Linked DNA regions of Mus musculus: region 1 is linked to region 2. A link is a loop called in an ENCODE intact Hi-C map of the cell type or tissue named here. Cell type or tissue: heart. All regions are shown on one strand. Each heading gives the region's core, and the rest is flanking DNA. Links, peaks and the distances in the headings are about the cores only. Region 1 has its middle 19 kb from the start of Gm31559. Region 2 has its middle 55 kb from the start of Gm39449.

Region 1 (8,341 bases), core at 81-8,080, 58 kb after region 2:
TCAAATACAACTCAAGACCACAGGATCTGGGTGCACCACCCTCAGCCTGGTGGACACGCCCACATCAACCTTAATCAAAAAAATGCCAACAGACTAGCCTGAAGATCGGTCTACAGGGGTACCTTTTCACTCTAGGTTCTTTCTGGATGACCCTGGCTTGGGTCAAGATGACAAGACCCTAACAGGACACTGACCGTGTATACCTGAAGTGAGCAGTCTCACCAACCTCTCTCCAAGATTCATGGCCACATGCTAACTCTTTCCCACTTTTATTCTGTCATTATGTTGAATATGTCCACCCCACCCCCACCCCCAGGGATTACTGTCATATTGATCAAAAGGCAAAGCAAACAGTTATCTTTGAGATAAGCAATGCCAGGTTCCCTTCAGAAGAAACTCACTCTCTGAATATAGTCTCTGTTTGTGAAGACTTTACCACTGGAGGACACAGGAGAGAGATGCTGAGTGGACAACTTGTGCCTAGAAACACAGATAAGAGTTTAGAAGGGACACATGTGACATCATTTAAGACAGTTTTTGTCACTTATCAAGCACTTTAAATAAGAGGTGGAGAGAGGTTAGGAACATGTCTCGGAGGTACACTGAGCAAGTAGAAAAGGAATATGGACTCTAGTAAGCCTGGGTGGGGATTTCCAGCCTTTCCTCTGCCTAGAGTAAGCTGCACGGTCACTGAAATCAGGAAGAGAGAAAGCCACCCCCACTGCTGGCACTAGCATGGAATTCCTTTTCGTGAATGTGTCTCCTGTGTCCCTTAACAGCTTCTAAATGTCAACGAGGTTCATAGAAATTCAGGGTTCCTCCCCTCCCAATTGTCCTGAGAGTTACTTGGACTGGAGTTTGGGTCTTGACAATATTCCCCAGAAGATGCCCCAGAAGGGCTGAGGTAAAGAATGTCTGCTTTTATTTAGTATTGCATTTCTCAACCTGTGAGTTGTGACCCCTTGGGGGCTGAAAGACCTTTTCACAGGGTCACCTAAGATCATCAGAAAACACAGATATTTGTGTTAAGATTCACAACAGTAGCCAAATTACAGTTATAAAGTAGCCGTGAAAGTAATTTTGTGGTTGGGGTCACCACAACATGTGGAACTGTATTAAAGGGTCACAGTATTAGGAAGGTTGAGACCCTCCTGTAGAGCAAGGCAGAGGTCTTTTGCTATGTTTGTGCTCAGAGAATTTCATCTCCTCTGTATAGCAGAGGAGTTTCTAGGCTGATCTCAACGCTGAGTTATTCTAACCCAATTCACTAAAAAGCTGTGTTAAACCGCTATGTTATGTGTGTGAGTATTTTGTCTTCATATATGTATATGAGCCATGTGTGTGCCTGCTGCCATGGTGGTCAGAAGAGATACCCTGTGGCCAGAATTGCAGATGGCGGTGAGCAGCCAAGTAGGCGCTGGGAACTGAACCTGGGTCCTCTACAAAGGCAGCATATGCTCTTAACAGCTGAGCCGTCTCTTTGACCATACAGCATATTTGTGTAGTCATAGTCAGGTTTTTATTGTTATTTCTTTGCATCTTTATACCAACATAGCACTATGTGGTATATGAGAGCAGGCATTATGAATTGCCTTTTTTCTAAGTACAACTGATTACATGAAGAATCTGGGCCTTAAGTGACCTGCCCCAGGTCTTAAAAGAAGTCTGTGATAGAGGGACTGAGATATCCCAGTAAGTAAAGAACTGGACTTACAATGAGGACTCCTGTTTGAACCTACAAACCCACATAAAAAGGAAGACCCACATGATGAAACCCCCCCCCCCATGATGGAACCCTATAATCCCAGCCCTGGAGACATAAAGACAGGAGAATGTCTGGGTCTCACTGGCCAGCCTATCTAACCTCCTCATCAAGTTCATGCTAGTCAGTCCCTGTCTCAACAACAAGGTGGACTGTTTCTGATCGTGAGCCCTCCGGTCCTTACAGAGCAGCAAGAGATGGAATGTGGAAGCCAAGAGTCTGAGGTGCTCAGGACAGAGCAAACGTACAGAGCTTCATTTTAAGCTGAAACACAAGGGACGGAGCCAAACTCACACCCACTGCACTAAGGTTGCCTTCAGAGTTGACTCCGTTCACAGAGTATTTAAGGAGAAGTGAACAAAACTTTCCTCGGAGACGTGGAGACAGAGCAGGTCTCTTTGGTGTGGCTTGATAAAGCATAGCCCTTCCATGGCAAGGTAAAGCAGGGCTTTTTCCTGCTGGGAAGTATAGGTAGGGAGTAAGAGCTATGAGGCAGGAAGTGGGGGTCCAAATTAAATTGAAACTCATGTGGCTCTGGAAATTTCTAGAAATTTGTTTGAAAAGGGTGTCCAACTTATATGTACTTCTGAAAACTTAGGGAAAAGGGGAGGGACATAAAACAGCCAAACCTCAGTCAGAGACATGAAGAGAAGACCCCCATATAAAAGTCGTGTTCGCTTCTTGTTCTTAAGCCAGATTCTGGCAAAGGATTTGAGCCTGGAGAATTCATGGGTGAGTCTATTTTTCTGGCATAGAGACAGCACATGTAAGTGTCTATTGTTTGCCTTTATTAAACATGTAGACTGGAAGGACAGTGTGATGGGGTGTACCCATAACCAACCCCAGAACTGGGGAGGCTGAGGCAGGCAGAGGCAGCGAGCCAAAGGCCAGTCTGGGCCACACAGTGAGCTACAGGCCGAACTCAGACGCACCGTGAGCAACCTCAGACACACAGTGAGACTTTGTCTCAAAAGTGACAATAGTTGCATTGTAACAATCATTAACAAGATTGAGCATTGGGCTTGAAGAATTAGATCCCCTGGGGGTCTGCTTATGGACATAGATAATGAAACACAGCATTAAATACTTTTATGGGAAACGACAATAAAGTATGGCATTACATGTAATGAGGGGGATATATGATAAAGGTGGCATTAAAGATACTCTGAAGTAAAGCATGCCTGTCACTCATTATCAAATGCCGGCCCACCCGGGTCACAGGCGTAGCAGCTAATGCTTGGTATTTGCTGTCTCAACAATCCAAAATCCTACCAAACGTTTCAAGTTTATTCCACTCAGAGCTAGGTGACATCTACAAATAGAGAGAAGCTGGGCTTGGTGTCTCAGGCTTGTAATTCCTAATACTCTGGTAGTTAGGGTAGGAGGATTCAAGGCCTGTCTGAGCAGCAAAATGAGTTCAAGGCCAGCCTACGCAATGTGAGATACACGAGGCAGAGGCAAGGACCCCTAGGGCAAGGTCCTTAGCTAGACTTGCTCAATCTATAAGCTCCAGGTCCCTGCCCCAGAAAATAAAGTAGAGTGCAACTGAGAAAAACAACTGATGTCAACTTCAGGTTTACACACACATACATGCACACACATGCACATATATACATACAACATGCAAAAATAAGAAAGGTCGGCCCTGCTTTGTAGCCCTGCCTGGCCTCAAACTCACAATCCTCCTGAGTGTTGAGATGATAGGTTGACCACCACACCGGGTCAGACTTTTCATTCGTAGGGACATGGGGAGATGAGGAGCGGTTCACATGAAGGGAGCAGCATGAGCACACGGGTATCAGACTCCAGGGTTAGCTGTCATCTGGGTTAACCGGACTTAGACCATGGGTGCAATGAAGAGAGTGGCCAGAGCAGGCGGGGAACCGGATGTCCTGAGAAGGAAGGAACTCAAACCACTGATCTCAGGAGACCCTGAGCAATACCATCGGGATATTGGTAGGACCAGAGCTCAGCATATAGAGGCATCTGGGCCCATGTGGAGTAGGGCAGGGCATGGTGCCACTGAGGCTGTGACAACGGAAATCTGTCTCTCGACTGCACCTGGACTGAAGGAGTATGGTGGGTGGCTGTGCATGTGTGGGGTTTTGTTAGCATGTCACACAGCTAGAAGTGTCTGGGAGGAAGGAATTTCAGTTGAGGAACTACCTCCATCAGACTGGCCTGAGGCAGTGTGATGCCTCCATCAGACTAGCCTGAGGCCATGCGGTGAGCATTAATGATGGATGTGTGAGGACCACTATGGGTGGTGTCACTACTGGGCTGGTGGCTTTCTAAGAAAGCAAGGCGAACAAGCCGTGAGAACAAGCCAACCAACAGCATTCCTCCATGTTTCCTGCCTCTGCTCCTGCCTCACTTCCTGCCCTGACAGTTTTTTAGTGATGGTCAGTGATTTGGACATGTCAGCCAAACAAATCCATCCCTCCCCAAGTTGCTGTGCTCAGTGTTTTGGCACAGCAACAGGAAATTAAACTAGGATAATAATACCTTTCAATTCTCATCTGTTACATCTCTAGCTTTCTCTTGTTGCCACTTGTGGATCTGCGTCCTGTTTTGTGGTCCAGGTGAGTTGTTTTCATCTGAGACAAGGTGAGTTGAGGAAGAATTGGAGGAGCCACCAAAAGAAACAAGATGTCCGGGGAGTAACCAGAGGAGTGGCTATGTTTCTTTCAGTGCCGCCGTGTTTCTTTCAAAAGGACTGCAGGCAGGGAGGCCTGGCTGTGAATTCGACCAAGAGGGTGTGTTGGATCGGCCAGATGTTTCCCAAAGTGCTTTGGGAAAGTAAAGCCCTAGGGGAGGGCTTAGGAAAGGCCACCTGGGACCACTAACTGTGACAATGACTTATTGGCTTGATAATCATCTTCCAGTTGCACAGATGTTTCCATGGATAGGAAATGTAAAGGCCGTGTGCCTAATCAGGCCACCGTGAGCTAGGCTGGAAATAGCATGCACAGTGCTGTTGAGAGCCTCTATTGTGGTCTCCAGCTTCCCTAAGGGACAGCTGCCAACATAGCCATTCCCTGGGACTCTCGTGCCTCTGCATTAAACCCCTACAGCCTTGTATTCTTTTTTTACTTAAATATTTATTTATTTCTATGTTATGTGTGTGAGTGTCTTGCCTACAGGTGTATACATTCACCACATGCAGGCAGTGCCTGGAGAGGCCAGAGGAGTCTTGAACCCCTGGAGACAGAGACCCAGGTGGCTTTGAGCTGCCAAGTGGATGCTTGGAATTGAACCTAGGTCCACTGCAAGAGAAGCCAGTGCTCTTAACCACTGTTTGATCTCTCCAGACCCTAGACAGTTTTTATTCTTGTTGAAATCCCACACCAGGGAAACCCATCAGGCCATGCGATGACAAGAGGGTTGCGATGAAACTTGCACTGATTGTTTGAGCTAGAAGAGAAGCCTTGTGCTTTCAAGCTTGGTGGGGACATGGTGGCTTTTATGCTGATGATGTCATCGCATGCATAGAGCCGGCTTGGCAAGCAAAATGACACCACCTCCAAATGTCACGGCCAGTCAAATCAACCTTGACAAATCTCATCAGCATCTTAGTCTAGAGTGACCAGAGAAAACACGGAATATCAAATAAATATTCAGAAAGCCATGAGAACATACACTAGCAAGTCTTATAACCTCAGGACTGAGTATGGCCGGCTGGCTATTCAGGAGAGTCCGTGATCACTTATGAGCACAGACAGGTAAATTCTCAAGCACTACTCAATGCCTTCCAACCCTTTACTCTTTAAATAAAATTCCCATTTACTCTTTTAGTCAAATTCCCAGGTGATCACTCTCCAACCAACCTGAGAGTAACTGTCTCCCCAGAATCTATATGCTACATATTGCTCATTAAGCCATCCAAAACCTAGGAGGCAGGAGATGGTGGAAAAGATAGCTTTACTGAAGTCTATTCCTGTGAGAAATGGATAAGACTTTTGTGTTTCAAATATCCATATTGGGCGGGACTCAAGGCATGAGGGGTTTGATGGGACACTAATAGATTGTGATATCACTAATATAGTGATATTGGCTACTGTGGAGAGATTGTCCTCTGGACATAACACAGTTGCTACCTTCTTGAAATGTCAGCCACTGTGGTTACCCACATCAGACTCATGCAAGATTGGGACCACTAAGGATTTACAATGGAGGTGGAGAAGGAGGGCTGTACAAGGCTGTGCCCTTCACCCAAAGATTTACAGACAGTTAACAGTTGCTTTGGGAAAAAAACGTTTCTTCATGAATACATTACCCTATAAGTTGTACATACTCATGTCAGTAATTTAGTTAAACTCATTGAATGTGGCTAGTCAGGTAAGTCAGGGGTAAAAGAACACTTGTGCATTTCCAGAGGACCTGGGATCAGGTCCTGGGTCAGACTGCTCACGGCTGCCTGTAACTCCAGTTCTAGGCTTTCTATCACCCTCTTCTGGTCTCCATGGGTAACTGCACACACACACACACACACACACACACACACACACACACACACACACAAACACAAACACACACAGAGAGAGAGAGAGAGAGGGAGAGGGAGAGGGAGGGGGAGAGAGGGAGAGAGGGAGAGGGGAGAGGGAGGAGGGGGAGGGGGGAGGGGGGAGGGGGGAGAGGCAGGCAGCGGTTCACCAGACCTCATTTTGGTAGACTCATTTGCTCCCTTCTAAGGTGGATGTTCTATGAATATCGAGTAGATATTTGCTCACATCTCTTTGGGGAGAGCTCACATAAAGGCTGGGGGTGTCAAGAGAAAGGAAGGCAAGACATGGACATATATATACACATGCTTCTATGTGCATATGTTCAGGGCTTAAGTGACAGGATCATGAGGCACCGCTTAGAATCTTATAACTTTTTAACATTTATTTTATGTGCATTGGTGCAAAGGGTCAGATCCTCTGGAATGGAGTTACAGACAGTTGTAAGCTGCAATGCTGTGTTTGAATTGAAGCTGGTACCTCTGGAAGAACAGCCAGTGCTCTTAACTGCTGAGCCATCTCTCCCCCAGAAATCCAACATTTTTTTTAAAGTAGTCTAAGTATCCTTGTGACATAAAAATATCTCTGACAAAGTCATAACAACACTAGTACTATCAGTACTATATTTGTCTACCTAAATCCAAAACTTCAGAAACTACCCCTTATCAGTCAGAGCTTAGTAAAACTCAGATATGATTTTCTTGGCAACCAAATTAGCAAATGTAGCTTAATTCTTTGCAGAAGCCTTATGGCGAGAGGATGTGTTCTGATTGGTTCCTGAGGCGGGCAGCTGATGAGCTGTGTATGTGGCAAACTAGGATCTGTTGTCCTGTATTGGAAAGGTGAGGGAACGCCATCCTTTCTCCTCAAGTACAAGCTAAGAAGCAGAGGAGGGCTCATGTCCTTCTTCCTACCTGCACTGGTTAGTTTTAACTGATGCCATTTAGAACCACCTGAAAGAGAGTTTTAAAGAATTATCTTTATAAGTTTGGCCCATGGGTTGTCTTTGTTTTTAATTGATGTAGAAAAATCTAGCCCACTGTGGGTGGTACCATCCCCTAGTAAGGGGTCCTGAACTACAATTATATAGTTCAGGGGAACTATAGAAACTATAGAAAGAGGAGAAAACTAGACAAAAGCTTACATGTATGTATTCCTCTCTGCTTTTGACCATGGATGTGAAGTGAGCAGCTTTTTCTGAATCCCTGCCTTCCTCTCAGTGGTGGACTATCACCTGGAATTGTAGCCCATATGAACCGTCCTTACCCTAAGCTGCTTTCTGTTAGGCTATCTTATCACAACAACAGAAATGAAACTAGAACACACTGCTCTTTGCAGAGTCCACCCCTACCCTTTGTGGGAACTCAGTGTTCTGGCAGGCTATGCTGGATAGAAACTCTACAAAGCCTTGGTGTATTCGGTGCTCTGGTACATTGATTCATGTCACAGGGATATTTAGAGAAAAGGTTTTGTTTGTGGCTTCCTCTGTTTAACCTTTATTTACTTAAACCTTTAAAAATCCCATTTTGACCTTGTATCCCAACTCAATTAATGGTGCCACTTGAACAAGGAGAAATAAAAGCAGACAAAAATAGGTCATTTGTGCTTTAAAATTATCACGTACCAGAGTCCAATAATAGCCTCTTGAAGGAGCAAAGCAACTTGACAGATGCCAAATAGTTCACGCTCTTCATTGGTTTTAAATTTTTTTTAAAAAAGCAAAATAAACAAAACCAGACTTGGCATGTATTAAGACTACAATAAGCATTTAATGAATAAATCAAAGTTCAGAAGAAGTCAACGTGACAGTCTCTGGTAGCCATTGCTTATTTTAGTGACAGCTACACCCAATATTTGTCATATAGGAAGGAATTCATTAGGATAAGTGAATTGAATTTAACACTCAAAGCTGCTTTAAATTGCAAGGTTCAATAACTTTAATAAAAATGGATAAACCCGGGAGCCAGGAAGGATGCGATGCTATGTTCAAAGAGTGGCTATGGTAATGCCAGCTAGAAGATAATTGAATTTCAACCTACCAGTGTGGTGGCTCATCCCTGTAATCCCAGCACTTAGG
Region 2 (8,341 bases), core at 326-8,325:
AGGAGCAAGGTCATCATCAGGCTAGGTTAGGTTTTTGACACAAAAGGAGATCAAAGTTTCCTGGAGAAAGACCAGGATTTGTTGGAAAGCTCACCTCTATAAGTTTTACCTGTAGTCTCCCATAAAGTGTGTGTGTGTGTGTGTGTGTGTGTGTGTGTGTGTGTAGAGAGAGAGAGAGAGAGAGAGAGAGAGAGAGAGAGAGAGAGAGAGAGAACTGTAATAGTACCTGGAGAGAAGAGAGTTCCTTTTAGAATGCTAACAAGGAAGTCCCACTAGGGTCCGCTCAACATTCCATGCACGAGAACTGCTGCATCAGCATCCCGGGCAGGCAGACCATGGCCAAGCACAGGGAACCCTCCTCTCCCGGTAGCCAGTGTGGCTCCAGTGAACATCGTTGTTCCCACTTTGGGACAATCTGACTTCTCAGCGGCACACACTCCTCTTTTCTCCCTTTCCTCTCTGGGGAGGTGAGTTCCTCCATGGCTCACAAGAGGAGCATAAAGTTGAAACTTAGTTTCGGTCCTTTGTTAACTGAGTGGCAGCATTTGCTTCCTTGGAGCAGACATCCCTACAAATGATGCTGATAAATATGACTGAGATAAAAATCATAGGATATTGGAGGAAGGTTTGATCTGTGTCTATGGACCCCCATCGCGACCCCCCACAAAAATCATTAAAAAGTAAATTGGTCCTAGGTCTGAGCCAGCCTCCAGAAGCCAGGGCTTTGCAACTGCTTATCCAATGCCTTTGAACTTGATGTGGGCAGCCATTAAACCAGCCACCAATCAGCAATACATAAAATCCAATTTTGTATTCCCTTAGTTTTCTCTCCTTTAGGATTGACAGTAATTAAGATGGATTATGCTAAATGGTGTGAGGCAGTTAGAAAACGCAGATTTCATTTAAGACATTTCATCTCTCAGGGAAGCTCCTGGAAGGCCACCGACCTGCTTTACCTTTGAAACAGTTTTAAATGAGAAGAACACATTTCTGAAATCTCCTTACTGAAGAAACTCATTTCTGGAATACAGAGTAGTTCACTTGTACCTGGTACTAGAAGTCTGGTTTTTTTGGTTGTTGTTGTTGTTTGTTTGTTTGTTAAATCAACCCCCCTTTTGCACATGGATGCTTCACCTGTATGCATTTATGCATACTACAGTGTGCCGAGGGCCTGGTGCCCAGAAGGCCAGAAGAGGGCGCCAGATCCCAGGAACTCGAGTCACAGATGGTTATGAGCTGCCATCTATCTGCAGGTGCTGGGAACCAAACCTGGGTCTTCTGCAAGACCGTCAGGTGTTCTTAACTGCTGAGCCATCTCTCCAGCCCTGAGGATCTGATTCTGGCTGGGAGAAAACATAACTAATGAAGTAGCTCAGGCTGATGTTTAAAGCACTTGCAGTCAGTGGATAAGGCAGGAAACCCTGGTGACAGCTATGAAGATGAAATGAGAGGGGGGAAAGGTAAAGAGCAATTGCCTGTTAGCCCAGGCAGTCACTATGTATCAAAGAGCAGATACATTTTATTGCACTGTGGGAGACAATAGAAAGTAGCACTGGGCATTCTAAAAAGATATCAATTTCACCTTTGCTTTCCATTCTTACTAGTAGTCATCCATAAAGAAATTCTATGGCCTACCTGTATCCAAAAATGGCCATAATAAGTTCCCACTCGAGAGAGACCCTGCTCTGTACCTAGAATGCAGAAAGGCTACACAGTAATCCTGGAGAAGATTCCAACACACAAACCATGCTGGAATTCCCTACTCTGGAGTTTAATACTGACTGTCACCCTGACAGGACCTTGAATCCCATGGGAGACAAATCTCTGGGCATGTCTGTGAGTCCATTTCTAAATTGAATTAATTGAGGTGAAAAGACTCATTCTAGAAGGATCTAAATGGCACCATCCCATGTCTGGGGTCTGTGTAAAAAGGTGAATGCCTGTTAGCACCAGCTTTCCCCTTCCTCTGCCCTCCATCTCTCTCCTCTTCCCCCTTCCCTTCCTCACTCTGTCTCTCTCCATCTCTCTGTCTCTGTCTCTCTGTCTCTTTATCTCTGTTCCTCTCTGTTTCTGTCTCTTTCTCTCTGTGTGTCTCTCTGTCTCTCTGTGTCTCTTTCTCTGTCTGTATCTGTTTCTCTCTCTCTCCCTCTCTCCCCTTGCTGACTATGGATACAATATCACCAGCTGCCTGCTGAGGGGTGACACTGCCTGCCTACAATAGGCTGGATCCTCGCACATCAGTCATTATCAAGAAAATGCCCCCCACAGACTTGCCTAAAGTCAGATCCAATGGAGGGAACTTTTGCAACTGAAGTTTCCCCTTCTCAGATGACCCTGGCTTCTGTCAAGTTGACCAAAAGTTCACCGCACACATATACCTTGTGAGAAAGAAGAAGACCATCTCAACAAGTTTCTGCTCCTGGCCCAAATCAGAAGCGACCCTACATCCACAAGGTGAGGGGGAGGGGCTGTAAGGAAATTGGGGTGGAGCGAACCACATGGTGGGATAAATTTGATAGTAATAACAAATTATCAGCAAACAGCAATATGAGTTGGGTTCAGGTCATTTAAGGAAAGGCGGGTGCAAAAGTGTGCATCTTGTCTGCCTCCTTACACAGGGCAAAATGGCGATGTCAGAGATGAACCCTGAGGCTGCCAGGGCCTGGGAAGGGGTGTGTGTGTGTGTGTGTGTGTGTGTGTGTGTGTGTGTGTGTGTGAGAGAGAGAGAGAGAGAGACAGAGACAGAGACAGAGACAGAGACAGAGGAGCTGTTGGAATGAGCAATCAAGGAAGCATTCTGTGTTGTGCTTGTGGTGTTGGCTACATGCTTATATTTTTTTCAGAATTCATAATATAGTATACTTAAAAAAGGTGAAAGACTTTCCCCCCAAATTACGGATTAATTGATTTTTTTTTAATGGAGCACAGAGCTGGAGAAATGGCTCAGCAGTTAAAGATGGTCGCTTTCGTGGCTCACAACCACATTTAGCTCCAGCTCCAGAGCAACTGATGGCCTCTGGACTCTGTGAGCATCTGCACATGTATGGTAAAGATACACACACACACACACACACACACATGCATATATGCACACACAATCATACATACATACATGCACATATGCACACACATGCACAGATATACACACATGCACACATGCATACATGCATATGCACACATGCATATATGCACACATGCACACACGCACACATGCATACAGACATGCATACAGACATGTTCACATTCACACACATGCATACAAACATACATGCATACATGTATGCATGCACACATGTATGCATGCACACATGTGCACACTTACATACATGCATACATGCTTGCATGCATACAAATACACATATACATATGCATACATGCATATGAACAACATGTATATGAACATACATGCACACACATAGATACATATATACGGGCACACACGCACACTCATAAAAATAAATATTTTAAAAAATAACACAATAAATCACTCTCAAACTGAGTGATTTTAAGTGTCCTACTGGACCAGACATGGCTGTGCATGGCTGTGGTGGTATTGCGTCTTACTGTTGGCCGGCAGGTCTGGGTTGATATACAAGGCTCTTGCTCCTTGTGCTGCAGCACCTTGGGGACACATTCTGATGAGGGTGACACAGGATGGCCAGTGTAACCTCAGCATTCCACTTCCAGTACTTTGTTCCCCTTTGTTCTCTGGAAATCCCTTTAACAAAGGGTGGTCGCAAAGGGTGGTCACATGACTCAGCTGAAGTGCTGGGTTATTACTCCAGCATCAAACGAGACTGGCTGCTATCCTCCCTTTCTGTTGCCATAATTAAATACCCTGACAAAGGCAACTCAAGAACAGGCTTATTTGGCTTTCAATTCCAGGCTGTATTTCATTGCTGTGGGAAATCAAGACAGGAATTTGAGGCAGCTAAATTCAATCAAGAGCAGAGAGGAACCTATGCATGCTTCAAGTGTTGAGCTTAGTTCCCCCACTTTTACAGATCCACGATCCCTAGCACAGGGAATAGTGCCACCCACAGTGGATTTCCTCTTCCTATATCAATTAATGTAATCAAAATAAACCATCACACACTTGGCCACAGGCTAACCTCATCTAGATAATTCATCCCCCTTTAAGAGTCTCTTCCCAGATGATGTTAGATTGTGTCAAGCTGACAATTAATACCAATCATGACAACTCTTTACTGCATTAAAAACTATGTGTATGCCTTTATTTTCTGAAGAAAAAAAAAAGAAGAAAAAGTTCACATTCCTACTTTTTAAAAATATTATTACCACAGCAGAATACTTGTTTAGAATTTAGACTAGAAATTCATACTTTCATTTTCTGAAAAGTAATGAAGTTTGGGCAAATTGAAACCTTTGATTCAGGTGGATGACTCTAAAATTTCGTGTGTGTGTGTGTGTGTGTGTGTGTGTGTGTGTGTGTGTGTGTGTGTGTGATGTGTGTGGTGTGTGTTCCCATGTACACATGAATGGAATGGTCCTGGAGGCCAGCAGTTAGATTCTCTGGAGCTGGCATTACAGGCAGTTGTGAATCACTTAACATGAGTGTTGGGAACCAAACTCAGGTCCTCTGCAAGAGCAGCCCGTGCTCTTAACCTCTGAACCAGCTCTCCAGACTCCTTGCTTCCTTTTTATACAGGAAACCAGGAAGCCTTGATGCGACTTGTGGAGCTTAACTATTATAACTGTCACCTTCCACGTGGGCGGAATGGTTTATTTTCCCTCTTAGTCTGCAGGATTTAAAATATTTCTAAACCTTTGCATATGTCTACCATATTAGATATGTGCTCTAATCACAAGATTATAAAATTCATTTTGATAATGGACAGAAATTGAGGAGTGTAGGAAAGGAAAAGGGCCAGGTGACAAGGGGCAGGATCTTTGTATGCCAACGATTTCCTTCAATCGACCTAAGCGAACTTAAACTGTGCAAATCTCTCTTTGCGCTGATTTCTTAATCTTGTTATAAGGCTAATCATGTCTCCCTCTACTTACTTTAAAAGATAATGGAGAAAGCATATGGAATAACAGTGCAGTTTTTGGACTCAGGAAGCTGGCAAGAAGCTCTGCTTTCACTAATTGAGCACACAGGTGTGGCTTCAGCCACTGAGGAAGTCTGTATTGTTCTAGAAGTGGGACAAAGCCTGCTTCTGATTCCTCAAAGCAGCTCCGCCTGCCAAACGCTGCCAGAGATTTGTGAGCAGAGGCAGGGCTCAATTGCAGCTCAGTCATGCTTCAAACCTGGGCAAAATGATGGCAGTTCTTCAGCCGCTGACAGTAGGGGAGTGAGCCGGCAGTCTCGGGCTGATTGTTAAGCGGAAAGCTCATCACAGTGCCAGCCAGATCTTGGGGGATTTTCTGTGTCAAAGCCAAGGTTGAAGCAAGTGCAAGGATAAAGGAGATTGACTGGTCATGGAGGGATAGCTCCTGGGGCAGGGAGACATTGAGAGGATGCGTGTGACAGTCCTTCCCTGAGACAGAAGCAAGGGAGTTTGGGGATGAATCATCACTTCTCCAGTGAACCCACACTCGACTCCCAACCCACAGAGGAACAGGGCAAATGTCACAGCTTTGTTGAATTATTTATCTCATCCTAAAAAACAATGGGAAGCCACTCGACTGGAAATTATTAATAATCTTTACAGACACACGAGCCATCCCAGAGGCCATGATCGATTTAATCAAAGATTTAGAAATGTGCCTGTTTCCAGGAAACTGTGTCAAGGCAAAACTCACTCCGAGCTGTGTGCTGAATGACATGTGGAGCTTCTCCTGAGGCATCTGCAGGTTGGGATGCCTGGCTCTAGATCTCATCAGGGAAGTGGCAGGGTCCTAAGTTCCCGCTCAGTAGAGAACCCTGAAATACAAGCTCGAACTCGGACCAGCCAGGCCGCATACCTGAAAAGAGACTGCGGTGGTCTGAATGACGATGGCCTCATATATTTAAATGTTTGGTCACCAGGGAATGGAAGTACTTGCTAATGTACCAGTGCCAGGCATGCAGCCATGTTTCTTGCCATGATGATAATGGACTAAGCCTCTGAAACTATAAGGCCCCAGCTGAATACTTTCAAAACAGTTACCTAAGCCATATTATCTCTTCATATCAATTGACAGAGACCATTGGGGGAAACTCACCAGAAAACCAGGATCATGCATCATGATACCAAGACAGAAATAATCACTGCAACACACCATGGATATTTTTATTCTTGATTTACATTATTGAAGATAGAATCCAGGCCCTCACATATGTCAAGCAAGAGTTCCACCACTAGCCTTCTTTTTATTTTGAATCAAGGGGTCTCTGGGCTAACTTCGAACTCTCTTCCTGTACTCCAGGCAGGCCTTGAACTTAGCATCCTTTTGCCTCAGACTCCTGGATAGCTGGGGTCACAAAGCTGTGCCACCAGGCCAGGCCTGAATGAAAAGTATTTTGTGTTGGTAGACATCAGGCTAGCTTAAGCAACTAGTGATGATGCCCTTCTGGCTTCTGGGTTCCCACTGACCTGCTGACTGAGCAAGGTTGGAGTAAGGATTCTTGTACAGAATGATTCCTGCATCGGTATGATAGCTTATCCAAGCGACATCCACAAAGTATCACTCTACACTGAGATGTTTTTAAAATGGATTATATGCATCTTGAAGTTAGTCAAGGGGACTTTGATTAATAGGTAATTATCTGGCATTAACTTGGTAATTGTAGGGCTTTGTATACCAAAGCAGAGTGAGTGCCTGTTTCATTACTGAGTTGAGTTAATTGGATAAATAACAGCCTTAACAAACAGAAATCCATCTATGGCACTGCCTTAATCTCCACTGTAACAAGGATCATCAGGAAATGATAGATTACCAGGGTCTCAAAAGGCTGAGGACTTCCTCACAAAGTGTCCCTTCCCAGAAGAGTTGGTGCTCTGACCCAACCTCATCTGCTGCCCAAGTCCATCTTCTTCTCAGGCACAATTCCTTCTCAGGGACACAGGAATGGAAGGCTGTGGCCTGTTGAGACACATATAAAATGTGATCTGGTAACAAGTCAGATCATGAGAATGGAGAGTAGAGGGTAAAGATAGGCAGGCATAATTTTAATGTTATAGGTAGTGGACAAAGCATCAAAGATCCTGCAGCGGATTCCTGTTTTAGAGAGTGGCTAGTAAAAGTTGAGAGAGAGAGAGAGAGAGAGAGAGAGAGAGAGAGAGAGAGAGAGAGAGAGAACGGGCAAAAATAAATGGCCAGAAGAATCTAAAAGGAGCAGGTTGGAGAAAAATCATTAAACCTAAAATGACTGAATATAGTGAATATATTGCTCCATAGAAGACTATGAGAAAGTGGTAAGAGTCTATCATTCAGAATGGCATGCCTGAGGTAATAAAAAAAAAAAAATATGGGCAAAAGCTTGTTGTATGTGTTCTAGGATAAAGGTCCTCAGCCTCTTGTCAAGATGACATTAAACATGTATTGGTGTCTCTCGGTCGAGGGTATGCATGTTTTCTATACTAATCCTAACCAGGTCCCCAGTTTTCACAGTTGTTTGAGGAGACACCCAAAGGGATACATACTTTCTGTCCAGGCTAGTTTTTATTTTCACCTTGACACAGTCAAGAGTCTCTTGGGAAGAGGGAGTCTCAACTGAGTGATTGGCTGAGTCAGACTGGCCTGTGGCCACACCCATGGGTGACTACTATCTTGCTTGTTAGGGGAGAGCTTGGCTTGCTGTCCGTGACACCATTCTCTGGACAGGTCGTCCTGCATTGTGTACAAATGTTAGCTGAGCAACCCTAGAAAACAAGGCAAGAAGCAATAGTATTCCAAGGTCCGTGACTCCAACGTCCTCCCTCGAGTTCCTGCTCCAACCTCCCCGAATCATGGTTTGAAAGTATAACAACAATGCGGAAGTATAAGTCGAATAAGTTATTTTCTCCCTCAAGTTGCTTCTGAGTATGGTGTTTATCACAGCAACAGAGAAGCAAACTAGAACACTGGTGTAGACTTTCCAAAGTTAAATTTTCAAATTGTTTTTTTTTTTTTTAACAACCAGCTCATTATAGTTGCTGAGCATATGCCACAGTTTTGTTTCAGCTTATTGATGAGGGAGCCAACTGCGTGATGAAACCAGTTTAGAGCTCTCAATGAACAGAACAAAGAAGCTAGCAAAGATGCCATGAGACGTATGTTGTATCCATTCATAAGATGGATGGACCTCTGTGCGTGCCTTCACAAGAGAAAATACGAGTTCAATGAAAAAAAAACAATGCTCAAGTGATATCTGTAACTTCAACCCGAGAAACAACCCAAAGTCCAGATCACAAGG

The links. Hi-C counts contacts between places; a loop is a spot of excess contacts. Peaks named below come from ENCODE experiments on the same cell type or tissue, not always from the same donor. Only the 100,000 strongest peaks of a DNase experiment are listed, where the experiment ranks them.
Region 1: it touches region 2 in a loop (10-fold over the local background); 4 of 42 quality-filtered maps call a loop at or near these places.

Annotation. Positions count from the first base shown.
Region 1 is chr9:116,407,604-116,415,944 of GRCm38, reverse strand. No RefSeq gene overlaps it. Among named protein-coding and RNA genes, the nearest start is that of Gm31559, 19 kb to the right of the region's middle. In heart, for the core only: no CTCF peak of the experiment used is centred there; DNase peaks (open chromatin) are centred at 4,614 and 7,624.
Region 2 is chr9:116,465,917-116,474,257 of GRCm38, reverse strand. No RefSeq gene overlaps it. Among named protein-coding and RNA genes, the nearest start is that of Gm39449, 55 kb to the left of the region's middle. In heart, for the core only: a CTCF peak has its summit at 1,196 (motif pointing right); a DNase peak (open chromatin) is centred at 5,167.